Regions from separate parts of the Homo sapiens genome. Here region 1 is linked to region 2. A link is a contact called in ENCODE Hi-C or POLR2A ChIA-PET data. All regions are on one chromosome and are shown on one strand. The core of a region is the stretch at or near the end of the contact, and the rest is flanking DNA. Distances in the headings are between cores, read along the strand shown.

Evidence for each region. Hi-C counts contacts between places; a loop is a spot of excess contacts on that map. ChIA-PET counts read pairs that join two places held with the same protein, here RNA polymerase II (POLR2A). Pooled maps may share reads with other maps.
Region 1: a loop to region 2 is called in a pooled map, with 2.4 times the contacts of the local background. The contact joins two enhancer-like sites. A Hi-C loop is called at or near these places in 4 of 37 single-sample maps with no recorded cell type and 5 of 50 pooled maps. POLR2A ChIA-PET finds 5 or more read pairs at or near these places in 1 of 52 experiments (activated naive CD4-positive, alpha-beta T cell).

What each region holds. Positions count from the first base shown.
Region 1 is chr9:99,716,366-99,722,738 of GRCh38, reverse strand. LOC101928438 (a long non-coding RNA gene) reads left to right here. Exons shown (of 7, transcript NR_109802.1): 3 at 4,452-4,580. The region is part of intron 2 of LOC124902234 (a long non-coding RNA gene); the gene reads right to left. Among named protein-coding and RNA genes, the nearest start is that of NR4A3, 100 kb to the left of the region's middle. Within about 2 kb of position 1,903, at least 5 of the 41 ENCODE cell types and tissues checked have a DNase peak (open chromatin) inside an H3K27ac peak, as active enhancers do.
Region 2 is chr9:99,252,036-99,257,520 of GRCh38, reverse strand. No RefSeq gene overlaps it. Among named protein-coding and RNA genes, the nearest start is that of SEC61B, 32 kb to the right of the region's middle. RefSeq lists enhancers at 3,143-3,202, 3,333-3,892. Within about 2 kb of position 3,545, at least 5 of the 41 ENCODE cell types and tissues checked have a DNase peak (open chromatin) inside an H3K27ac peak, as active enhancers do.

The DNA of each region.
Region 1 (6,373 bases), core at 654-3,153, 470 kb before region 2:
CTAGGGAAGTACTAACTGAAGTCTAATCCTTTAGCAACAACATTTATTAACCTTTTAAAAAATTGAAGTATAATTTATATACAGTGAAATGCTCAAATCTTCAAGCTCAATCACTTTTGATAACTGCATATTAAGACACAAAATATTTTTATCAGCCCAGAATGATGTTCCCTCATGCTTCTTCCCACTCAATTTCCAAATTCACCCCCCAATCAACTGCTGATCTGCTTTCTATCACATAGGTTAGTTTAGTTTATTCTAGAATTTCTTATGACTGCAATCATACAGTATATGTTCTTATGTGTTTTGTTTCTTTCACCGGACATACTTTTGAGATTCATTCATGTTGTGTATATCAGTAGATCATTTCTTTCTATCGCTGAGTAATATTCTATTCTTTGAATATGCCACAGTTTTAAAAAAACACTTTTGCCTGTTGACGTACATCTGGGTTTTTTCTAGTTTTTGGCTATTATGAATAAAGCTGCTATGAACATTTTTATATAGGGCTTTATGTAAGCATAGGTTTTCGTTTCTCTTGGGAAAATATCTAGGAGTAGAATTGCCCGGCCACAGGGTAGACATATGTTTAACTCTTTAAGAAACTACTAAACAGTTTTCCAAAGTTATTGCATCATTTTATACTCCCAGCAGCAATATATGAAAATTTGGATTGCTCCACATTCTTTCCAACATTTGATGTTGTTAATCTTTTCTTAAAAAATTTCAGTCATGTATGTGTGTATGTGTGTATATGTGTGTGTTTTACTTTGCATGAAACTTATAAATAATAAAGTTGAGTATCTTTATATGTGCTTGTTGGCCATTTGTATATCTTCTTTTGTGGCTGTCCAAGTCTTCTTTAAAAAATGATTTGTCTTTTTATTATTGATTTATAGAATTTCTTTGTATGTTCTATATGCAATGTATTTGTCAGAGAGATATATATTATATATATACATAATATTCACTATATATAGATATATTTTATATTTTATATATAAATTTTATATTTATATAATACATAAATATATTATCTATAATATATAAAATATATAAGTATATTATATATAATTTATATATAAAGTATAAATTATAAATATATAATATATATAATTTATATATAAAGTATAAATATATAATATATATAATTTATATATAAAGTATAAATTATAAAAATATATAATGTATATATATTTTATATTTTTATATCTAAAATATTCACTATATATAGCTCTATCTACATATCTATCTATCTACTGAATTTTTTTTCTCAGTGCGTGGCTTGTGATTTATTTTCTTGACGGTGTCTTGATGAGCAAATGTTTTACAGTTTTAGGTAGTACAGTCTATTAGTGTTTTTATTTTATGGTTTATGCTTTGTATGTTCTTGAAAAATGTTTGCCCATTGCAAGGTTGCAAACATTTTCTTCCACTTTTTTTTCCTTTGTAACTGTATTATTTTATATTTACATTTAACTCTATAACCCTTCTCATATGGGTTTTTTTGGATGTGGTGTGAGGTAGGGGTCAAGGTTCTTTCTCTCTCCCTTTTTGTTTTGGATATCCAGTTATTCCAACCCAGTCGTTGAAGAGATTTTTCTTTTGTCATTGAATTGCTTTATATATGGTTGTATTTCTGTACTCTATTTTGTTTCTAGTCCTGTTTTGTTTTCTGTTAGTAATGATTTTGAAATAGGAATAGATTGGGATTCTTAGATATATAGAAGTTAATGAATTAGTATAGTCTCACAATAAGCATTTTTTTTTAACCACTTGAAGACTTTTTCTTGTGTTCAATGAACACAAGATCACTTATTTGATCCTTATGTGAGTACTTGAGGGGAAGTGGTTACAAGGAGCCAGAGTGCTAGCGTGTTTTGGCTTTTACTTTCTGTTTTAAGCAACATCTTCCAAGAATAAGCTGAAATCAGGCAAGAATTAGCTGGTTTGAGAGCAAAAACAGAGGGAATAGAGAGAGTCTAGAAATGCAGGGGCTGACAGGGTTGGAAAACCCAGCTATTCCTGAACTGAAATAAGCTGCTGCCTTTCTATACAAACCTATTATTTCAAATGGTTGCAGTGTAGCTGCCATGAGTTGAGAGAGGTAAAAGCTAGGTCACATTTGACCTTTTGCAATTAGTTAAATTTTTTTGCTGAATTCTTACCCACTTATATTCCACCCAGTGTCTCTTTCTCTGGTGCTTTGGCTCAGGTGAACCAGAGGTCATGTCCTGGCTCTCCTTGGAGGGCCCATCTTTCCTTAGAATTCAGGTTACTTGTCCTATGATTGCAACTCTCTAATAGTTCAAGAAAAGCTCTGATTTGTAGTCTATCCGGCTTTATTGTTGTGAACGTTGGACAGATATATTTTTAGCTTTTTACATCCCATGTGGAAATAGAACTCCCAAGAGAGTGATTTAGAAAGATATTATTCATCTTGTAAGATAACTTCCTGTAGTATTCCTTTGAATCGCAATATCCATTACCATTCCCTTCAATCTGTTTCTTTATGGGATCTTACTCACCTGCCTCCAAACTGCTAGACTACATCTCCTGGAATGTGCAATTTGGCATGTATTTCTATTCTAAGTAACATGCACAGATCCTGGAAAAACTAAAAGACCCTGTTTGTTGATTAATTGATGAATGGAATGTATTTACCAATCTTCTCACCTGACAAATCCTTATCTGTCTTTCAAGACCAAAAGCAAATGTCACTTCTTCTGAGAAAGCTCTATGAGTTCCTTTAGGAAGAGTTAGTTATTTTTTCTCTATGCCTTCATAATACTTTGTACATTCCTCCACTAGATGATTTTTATATCTTTTAGTTTAGATTGTGAATAAGATTGGAGCATGACCAATTCTTCTTATTTTGTATCTTTAGGTGCCTAGAACAACGTGTGGTACTTATAATTATGACTCAGTTTGTCAAATGGATGCATAAAAATTGATTTTCTAAATGAGCTGCTGAATATCTTTGTTGAATGATTATACACATTGGGTTTTGCATTTATGTAACTTTTATGTACATGAAGAAATGTACTTGTAAATGTATGTGTATATGTGTGTGAGTGTGTTTCATCTCCTAATGATGCAGGTAATTGCAGAATTTGCTTAGGACAAAGATATGGCACCTCTGCCATCATTTTCTCCTTGTATGCCATACCGTGAGATAAACCACCTCTGTTCTTTTTCCTGTTGATCCCAGGCATGAATTTAGAATCTGATCTTTCAATAATAATTCCACCAATAAACCAGATATTTCCCCTTCCTTAATCTAAGAGGCTCCTATCACAATAAGCGGGGGGGTCACCTTTGATTGATGCCCTTGCTGAATGGTACCTAGAGGGAAGATTCTAATAAGCTGCAGACACTTTGCAATTCCTGTCTTTCAGAACTTAATCGCATTTGCATTTTGGCTATGATCAGATGGTGGAAACACAAACTCCAAACTGTCAATCAACTTAGGCTTCTTTTCCAACTTTTCATAAATAAATTTCTTTAAAAATCTTTGAACATTCTTTTAAACACCGAAATTATGCAAGTAGTTTTTAAACAATTACTGTATTTTCTACCTATATATTACATTATAGTTGGTAACCTGTTCATTACTGAAAATCTAGCTTGGGAGGTATGCATCTAAATGTGTGTGTGTCTGTGTGTGTGTGTGTGTGTGCATATGTGTGTGAACTGAGGTATTCATGAGATTTGAGGGAGAAAAGAGGGAAAATATTTACTGAAAATATATTTTTTATATTGTCCAGTTTTTACCTTTAAATATCAGTAGAAAAAATGGAAGCATATAGATTTCTGGCATGTAATTTATCTTCAAAACAGAAATTAAACCTAACCAGTTATAAATTTGAGTTTCTTTCTGAATTAACCATGTTGGCACTACCCCAGCTACCTCCTTATGTTCACATGGTTGCTTCCAGACTCTATGTAGAATTTTATGCCTCTGTAGTATCAAATTTGTTAAATGGCATATTTTTATATCAGTAATTTTTATAGCATATTGTTATTCCAGACTTTTACATGCCTCTAATTTATTCTTAACTTCAATATAGCAGTATTGATTTTTTTCCTTCCAAGTTTGATGGTATGAACACTTCAGTTGTGATTTAAAGTCATTTCAACACCATCAATAATTTGCACTTCGTTTTCTATTCTTTTGCAAACTTAAATATTTGGGCAGGTACAACTGGAAGTAATAATACTCCTCACTACTTTTTGTATCACTTTTAAAAACATTTAGATTATTTCTTAATGTGGTTGAGATTATGTGTCTCTAATGACTTTGAATTATCCATGACACTTAAATGCAGAATAGTAAGAACAGTTTTGGTTGCAAATCAAATAGAACCTGATACAGCTTCCTTAAGTTATATTTTCTCTCTTTGTCCATTAGTAACAAAGAATAAATTGATCATAACTTTTCTCTTTTGTAGAACTACTATCAATGCCTTTTACAAAATGAGGTCATTGGATTGCAGAGTTGGCTTTCGAGAAGATTTTGTGGCCTTTCTCAGCTGTCTAGGTGCTGTAGGTGCTGTGTTTCTATGGCTGCAAGGATGAAGGTAACATGGATGAGGGAGGCTGATGAGGCATGTTTTGGTTGTTATATAAAGCAAGGCTCACAAATGCAGCAATAAGGACATTGATTTTTTTCCCTTGGCTACTTTGCAGTGGAGATAAATTGCCACCAGGTGAATGGTGGTACCTTGATTATTTGGCCCATAGTCTAAATAGCTTTAATGGGAGACCTGTTTAGAGCATCAATTTTCTGTTTTAAATATATCATTTCATTATTGGCACAGAATTATGACCACATTAATGGAGATAGAAATAAAGAAGAAAAACTAAAAATCATGTCTTTATTTTCCCTTGCTTCATGCCCATTTATAACTATAATTTTTGTGTTGTTGTAATCATATTTTTTGATACATAATTTTCTTTTCTAATTTTTAAATAATATATCAAAAGCATGTTTCCATGCCACTACCGTGTATTATTTATAATGATCATTTTAACAGAATATCATGTATTTTTATGTGTCAGCAGATGTTCTTTTTAAAAAACTGTGTATTAAATGTTGAATATATGTACAAAAATTTATAAAAGTTATACGAAATCATCATAAATTAACACCCATATGCCTATCATTCAATTTAAGATAAAGAACATTGCTATTATCTTTGGAGGCCTCTGTGTTCTTATTTCCCACCTCATCCTCTTCATTACCCCTACAGAGGCCATGTGATCACCCTCCTAAATCTTGTGTTTATTGTATCTTAGTTCTCTTTATAATTTTACCATATTTGGTTATATTCCTAAAGAGCATACAGTTTAGTGGATATTTTAATCAATATTTAAATGGACTAAAAAATGTGAACACATTTATCTGTAATTTGTTTTTTCACCCAGTATTAAATCCCTATGTTTTTTCTATGTCATTGTGTTATATTGTATTCATCTACATTGTTGTCAAGTATTTCATTATATGAATGCACCACAACTTATTGTCCATGATAAACATTTGGGCAAATTCCAGTTTTTCCTACTGTAAATGGTAATGTAAAGAATATTTTAATAACACAATTTCTATTACAAATGTCTAAGAGTTTCTTTATAATGCATGAGTAATTCTGTCGGGTCATTGGTGTGTATCTCTTCAAATATATGGGTAATGCCAAATTGTTTTCCAAAATGGTTGTACCAAATTATGCTTCTACTAGCAACGTGTAAGAATGCTGGTTGCATCATATCCTTGCCAATGCTCAGTTGATATTATCAGATACAATTTTTGCTAATCTGGTGAGTTTGAGAATCTTTCTTATTTGGTTTTAATATAAATTTTTCCAACTAGTAATGAGACAGAACATCTTTTCATATGGGGTCTCTTCTATGGCGTGCTTGTTCAAATCTTTTGCTCATAGTTCTCTTGGGTTTTCTTTTCTTATTGGTTTGTACGAGTTTTTTTTAATATATTCTGGATATCAATTTTCTGAGTTACATGGGTTCAAATATCTTCTCCCATTCTGTTTTCCACTACCTTTATAGTGCCTAATAGTAAATAGATAATTTTAATTTTGATACAGTCAAATTTATCAAACTTTTCTTTGAATAATTGTGCCCTTTGAGTCTTGTAAAGAAAAATTTCTCTCCTCAAGGTGTTAAGGATGTTCTTCTACACTGTCTTCTTTAATGTTATAGTACTCTCTTCCATAGTTATGCTTTTAATCCACATAGAATTGATTTTGTGTACAGTGTGATGTAAAAGTACATTTTCTTTCTGTATCTCTCTCTTTTTTTAAGACAGGGTCTCATTCTGTCACGATCTATAGCTTACTGCAGCCTTGAACTCCCGGGC
Region 2 (5,485 bases), core at 2,296-4,795:
CCCATGAGGAGAACATCTCTAGGAGCCACCAGGTGCCCCTAGCAGGATGAAAAATAAGAGCAGTTGCCTTTTTTTTTTTTTTTTTTTTTTTTTTTGAGACAGAGTCTCGTTCCATCACCCAGGCTGGAGGGCAGTGGTGCAAACTCAGTGCAACCTCCACCTCCCTGGTTCAAGTTATTCTCATGCCTCAGCCTCCCAAGTAGCTGGGATTACAGGCGTGCACCACCACACCCAGCTAATTTTTGTGTGTGTGTGTATTTTTGCAATATAAATGTGGGTTTTCACCATGTTGGCCAGGTTGGTCTCAAACTCCTGACCTTAAGTGATCTGCCTGGCTTGGCCTCCCAAAGTGCTGGGATTACAGGAATGAGCCCCTGCACCTGGCCAAGGGCAGCTGCCCTTTACAGAGCCACATTACACAAAGCACTTATGCATCACCTTTTTACTTTCAAAAATCCTATAAGGTAGTGCAATTACTATCATCAGCTTATGTGAAAATAAACCCAAAAGCCCTACTGGAGCCTCGCTAGCCATTCCTTGTTCTTGTTTTCCCTTGGCTCTGTCAAAACCAACCAAGGGGCTGGCAAAGCTGGCCATTTCTAGAAGATCCTTGGAGCAGGAGGTAAAAGGGCTATAAACAGAATTCCAGGTAACCAAAGTCTAGAGGGCCAGAATATGGACTCTGCAAAACACCATGTCCAAACACATAAGGGGAACGGTCTGTAAATGTCCAACACTCTCCCTACAAGTGGCTCACTCCGTGACCAGCACAGGGCCAGGTGGATTGATCTGAACAGGAGCCTCCCAGAGAAGCAGGCCCACGGTAACCCTGCCCCTCAATTTCTGTTCCATCTCACTGCTGACTCCTCCTCCTTCTCCTCCTCCTCCTGCCCCTCCACTCTCCTCCTGACAGCCAGTTGCGCATCTATTCAAAGAAGCCACAATCAGAGCCCCTCCAGTCTTTCTGCCTGCCAACCCAGCAACACCCTGTGAGGTGTGTGCCTCCCTGTCACTCAGCCTCAGCTGATGGACAAATGGGAGTACATCTGGAAGAGGTGGCCCAATAGGGAGGGTCCTGGACTTCAAGTCCCTGGAAAAGCAGCTGAGAAGCTTGAAGGCACTGGGGTCATTCAGCCTGAGAAGAAACTCAGGGGAATGCTGTCAATATCACCACATCCCTGGAGGGTTGTTAGGAGTGGAGAGGGCAGATTCACCCTGTGGGGCTCCAGAGGACAGAGGTAGGAGGGGGCAGGGTGGACACGACGGGCAGATTTTAATTCAAAATAAGGAAAGCTCCTTCTTGGGCAGAAGTATCCCAAGACAGCCCAGGATACGTCAGAACAAATGATGAGTACATTATGCTCAGGGCCAGGAAGCTCAGACTGGAGCCCCAACTCCTACCTGTGCCATATTGAGCAAGTTACTCAGTGTTCGTCATCCTACAATGGATAGAGTGATGTGTTTCTCACATATTCACTTGGAACTCCTTATAGCACCTCCAAAGGCAAACCTGAAATTCTGCAAAAGAAAAGAGTGCAAAGACCTCAGCTCCCACTTGTCCCAGTTTCAACCTTACCCATGTACAGAGATCATGATCTCAGCCATGGTAGTCACAAACAGAGCTTACAAGGGCAGCGGGTACAGAGAAAAGAGTTCTGGTCAGGAGCCAGACTAGCCTTGGCTCAAGTCCCAGCTCTGCCTCTTACCATCTTCATCTTTATCAAGATACCTTGCCTCTCTGAGCCTCAGTTTTCTTGTCTGTAAAATGAATCTGCAAGCCCCTGCCCAACCTCCTCATAGGGTTGTGACAAGGATCAAATGAGGGAGAAGAACAAGCACCTTGGAGGCCATAAGCACTTTTACCTTATCCTTATGGCAAGGATATGCTGAGGATTTCCAACTGTAATTATTTTTACCCCAGGAAGAACATGAGTAACACAATTGCATTCCATAACAAAGGTCTATTCAACAAATGTTCACTGGACACTTACTGTGAGCCAAAAACTGTGCCAGATTCTAGAGGTGCAAGCATATATAAGACAAAATTCTGTGTCCTCTGAGACTCACTGGAAAGACAACCAGTAAATTATTCAGTAAAGCAGAATGTGGTACACAGAGGTGTGTACAAGTTACAGTGAAAGCACAGAGGAGAGTGACTAGGGCTGGAGGAGGCAAGGATGGGGGCATCAAAGGAGGCAGCATTCAAAGAGAGTCTATAAGAATGAAGAGGAACATTTACAAACCTAATAATAGACTGTTGAAATGCATGAGCCAAAATGGACACAATGGAAGGGAGAAATAATACAATAACAGTCAGAAACTTCAATATCCCACTCTCAGTAATGGATAGAACAACCAGACAGAAAACAGGTGAGGAACTAAAGGGCTTGAACAACCCAAGAAAACAACTAGATCTAACAGACATACGCAGACCACTCCACTCAACAACAGAATACACATTCTTCTTATGCACACATGGGACATTCTCCAGGATAGACCATATGTTAGGCCACAAATTAAGTCACAATAGCCAACAGAGATGGAATCAACCAGAGTGTCCATCAATGGATGGATACATAAACAAAATGTGGTATTTACATTCAATGGAATGTTATTAAGCTTTAAAAAAGGAAGGAAGTTCTGACATGCAACAGCATGGATGAACTTCTAAGACTTGCTAAGTGAAAAAGTTACAAAAAGATAAATACTGTAAGATTCCACTCATACAAGTAACTTAAGGTAGTCAAATTCATAGAGACAGAAAGTAGAATGGTAGTTGCCATGGGGTGGGGAGGGATGGAGGACTAGGGGGTTATTGCTTAGGGGGTACGGAGCTGTAGTTTTGAAAGATAAGTTCTGTGGATGGATAGTGGTGAAGGTTGCACAGCGATCTGAATGTACTTAACGCCACTGGACTGAACACTCAAAAATGATTCAAATGTTAAATTTGATGTTACGTTAATTTTACCACAATTTTTTTAAATAAATACTTTTTTAAAGAAAAGAATGAGGAGAGAGTGTTCCAAGCAGTCCAGATTGGGAAGAAAAATCTAGACAAGAGAAACAGCTTATGCAAAAGCACAGAGATACAAAAGTGACTAGTGTTCTCTGGAAACAACAAAGGCATCCCCATTGTGTAAGACACACAGCGTGGCCACAGTGGGCTGGAAAAGTTCCCTGAATACCCTGCTAGGAAGTTTGGATGCCACTCTGTGGGCTCTAGGGGAATGGCATGGTCACAGCTGTGGCTTAGAACAATCCAACTAGGAGGAGAATGGGGAGGGTGGGTGGCACGAGGAGACACACAGAGCACGATACCACCTCTAGACAGACGTGAAGAGGGAAACCGCCTTCCAGACGGCCCAGCCAACCAGCCCTGTGGCCACCATCCCAGTGCTGCGGTGAGTGACTCAAGCTACTTGCCTCGAGGGGCGATCCACTGAAGGCAAGAGGGATTCCCCTGGAAACTTTGATTCTGCTGAGAGAGAAAGACTGAAACCAAAAGCAGGTGCGTTGGTGGGGCCTTGGGCGTGAAGTGCCTTTCTGCCGTGTCATTCTCCCCACACGGGGCCATCTGTTTGGGTGAGCCCCAAAGCCGATGGGGCCTTGTCTCCCCTGCAGGCCCACCCTGTGGTTTTCACCAACTGCAGGGAGGCAAGGTGGCTGCTCGAATGTGCATCCAGGCAGGAGGAGGGGGTGAGGGCCTCTGGAAAGTCTCTGAATCAAGTAAATGTGGGAAATCCCAGCTCTGTGACTTAGAAACAGGTGACCTTGGGCACTCCCAGGTCCCTATGTGGGCCTCAGTTTGCCTTTCTTAATGTGAGGAGCGTACGAATAGAGTTATAGGCTTAACTCCTAACAAGAAGTTAGACCTATTCTCCTGTTGCTTTGCCCCTCCTGTAAAAGGAGTTAGACCTACAACTCTGTTGGTACGCCCCTCCTCTGTGAAATGGAGGAGTTAGACCTGTAACTCTGTTAGTATGCCCCTGACATTAAGAAAGGCAAGAGGTTATAGACATTAATTACTACACTCATTTAAGTAATTAGACAAGCAAGCATATACACACAGACACATACAGAGACACAAACAGACACACAAGCACACACACAGAGACCACAGAGAGTCCAGAGGACAGGTGATATGGTTTGGATCTGTGTCACCACCCAAATCTCATGTCAAATGATAATCCCCAGTGTTGGAGGTGGGGCCTGGTGGGAGGTGATTGGGTCATGGAGGTGGATGCTACATGAATGGTTAATTAGCACCATGCTCATGGTGCTGTTCTCGTGATAGAGTTCTCACAAGATTTGGTTGTTTGAAAGCGTGCAGCACCTCCCTCCTCTCTCTCTCAGTCCTGCTCCTGCCATGTAAGATGCTTACTCCCACTTTGCCTTCCTCCATGAGTAAAAGCTCCCTGAGGCCCCCCAGAAGCAGATGCTGCCATGCTTCCTGTACAGCCTACAGAACCATTAGCCCATTAAACCTTTTTTCTTATAAATTACCCAGTCTCAGGTATTTCTTTTTTTGTTTGTTTGTTTTGTTTTGTTTGTTTGTTTTTTGAGACAGAGTCTCGCTCTGTCTCCCAAGCTGGAGTGCAGTGGTGCAATCTTGGCTCACTGCAAGCTCCGCCTCCTGGGTTCACACCATTCTCCTGCCTCAGCCTCCTGAGTAGCTGGGACTACAGGCGCCCATCACTACGCCCGGCTAATTTTTTGTATTTTTAGTAGAGATGGGGTTTCACCGTATCAGCCAGGATGGTCTTGATCTCCTGACCTCGTGATCTGCCTGCCTTGGCCTCCCAAAGTGCTGTGATTACAGGCATGAGCCACCACGCCAGGCAGGTATTTCTTTATAGCAGTACAAGAACAGACTAATACAACAGGCAAAGCATTCTCTTTTTTAAAATTGTTATTTTAGGTTCGGGGTATATGTGCAAGTTTGGTATATAGGTAAATTGCGTGCCACGGGGTTTTGTGCACAAATTATTTCATCACCCAGGTAATAAGCATAGTTTTCTGATCCTCATCCTCCTCCCACCCTCCACTCTCCGTCGCCTTGACTCTTAATAGTGGTCTATTTCATCTCACTTTGGCAACCTTAAGTGAGTATCTCCTCTGTGGGCTCCCTTCTCTCTCTCCCTCTTTCCAGCTCCCTTGGTTATTAACCCTTCTGCCTGCTTTCCGGGGTCCATATTTTCTTCCTCTTAGGAGTAGAGGGAGCACTCCAAGGGGCTTTGCAAACTGTGGATGGAAGGAGGAAAATGAAGACAAATCCTTCCCCACCTAACCTCAGGGTAAAAAAAAAAAAAAATCTACCAAAAAAACACACATCTTTGAGTAAAATTAGCTGCCTTTTAGCTAAAACTGGTGTGCTATTCTACTCAAAGCATCACTTGGTTTTTCCAAAGGAAGCGAGCCAAGTACAAAAATATGTATCCTCAAAGAAGAATTTGTTGAAAATTAGATTGTCAAAAGTCAATTTGCC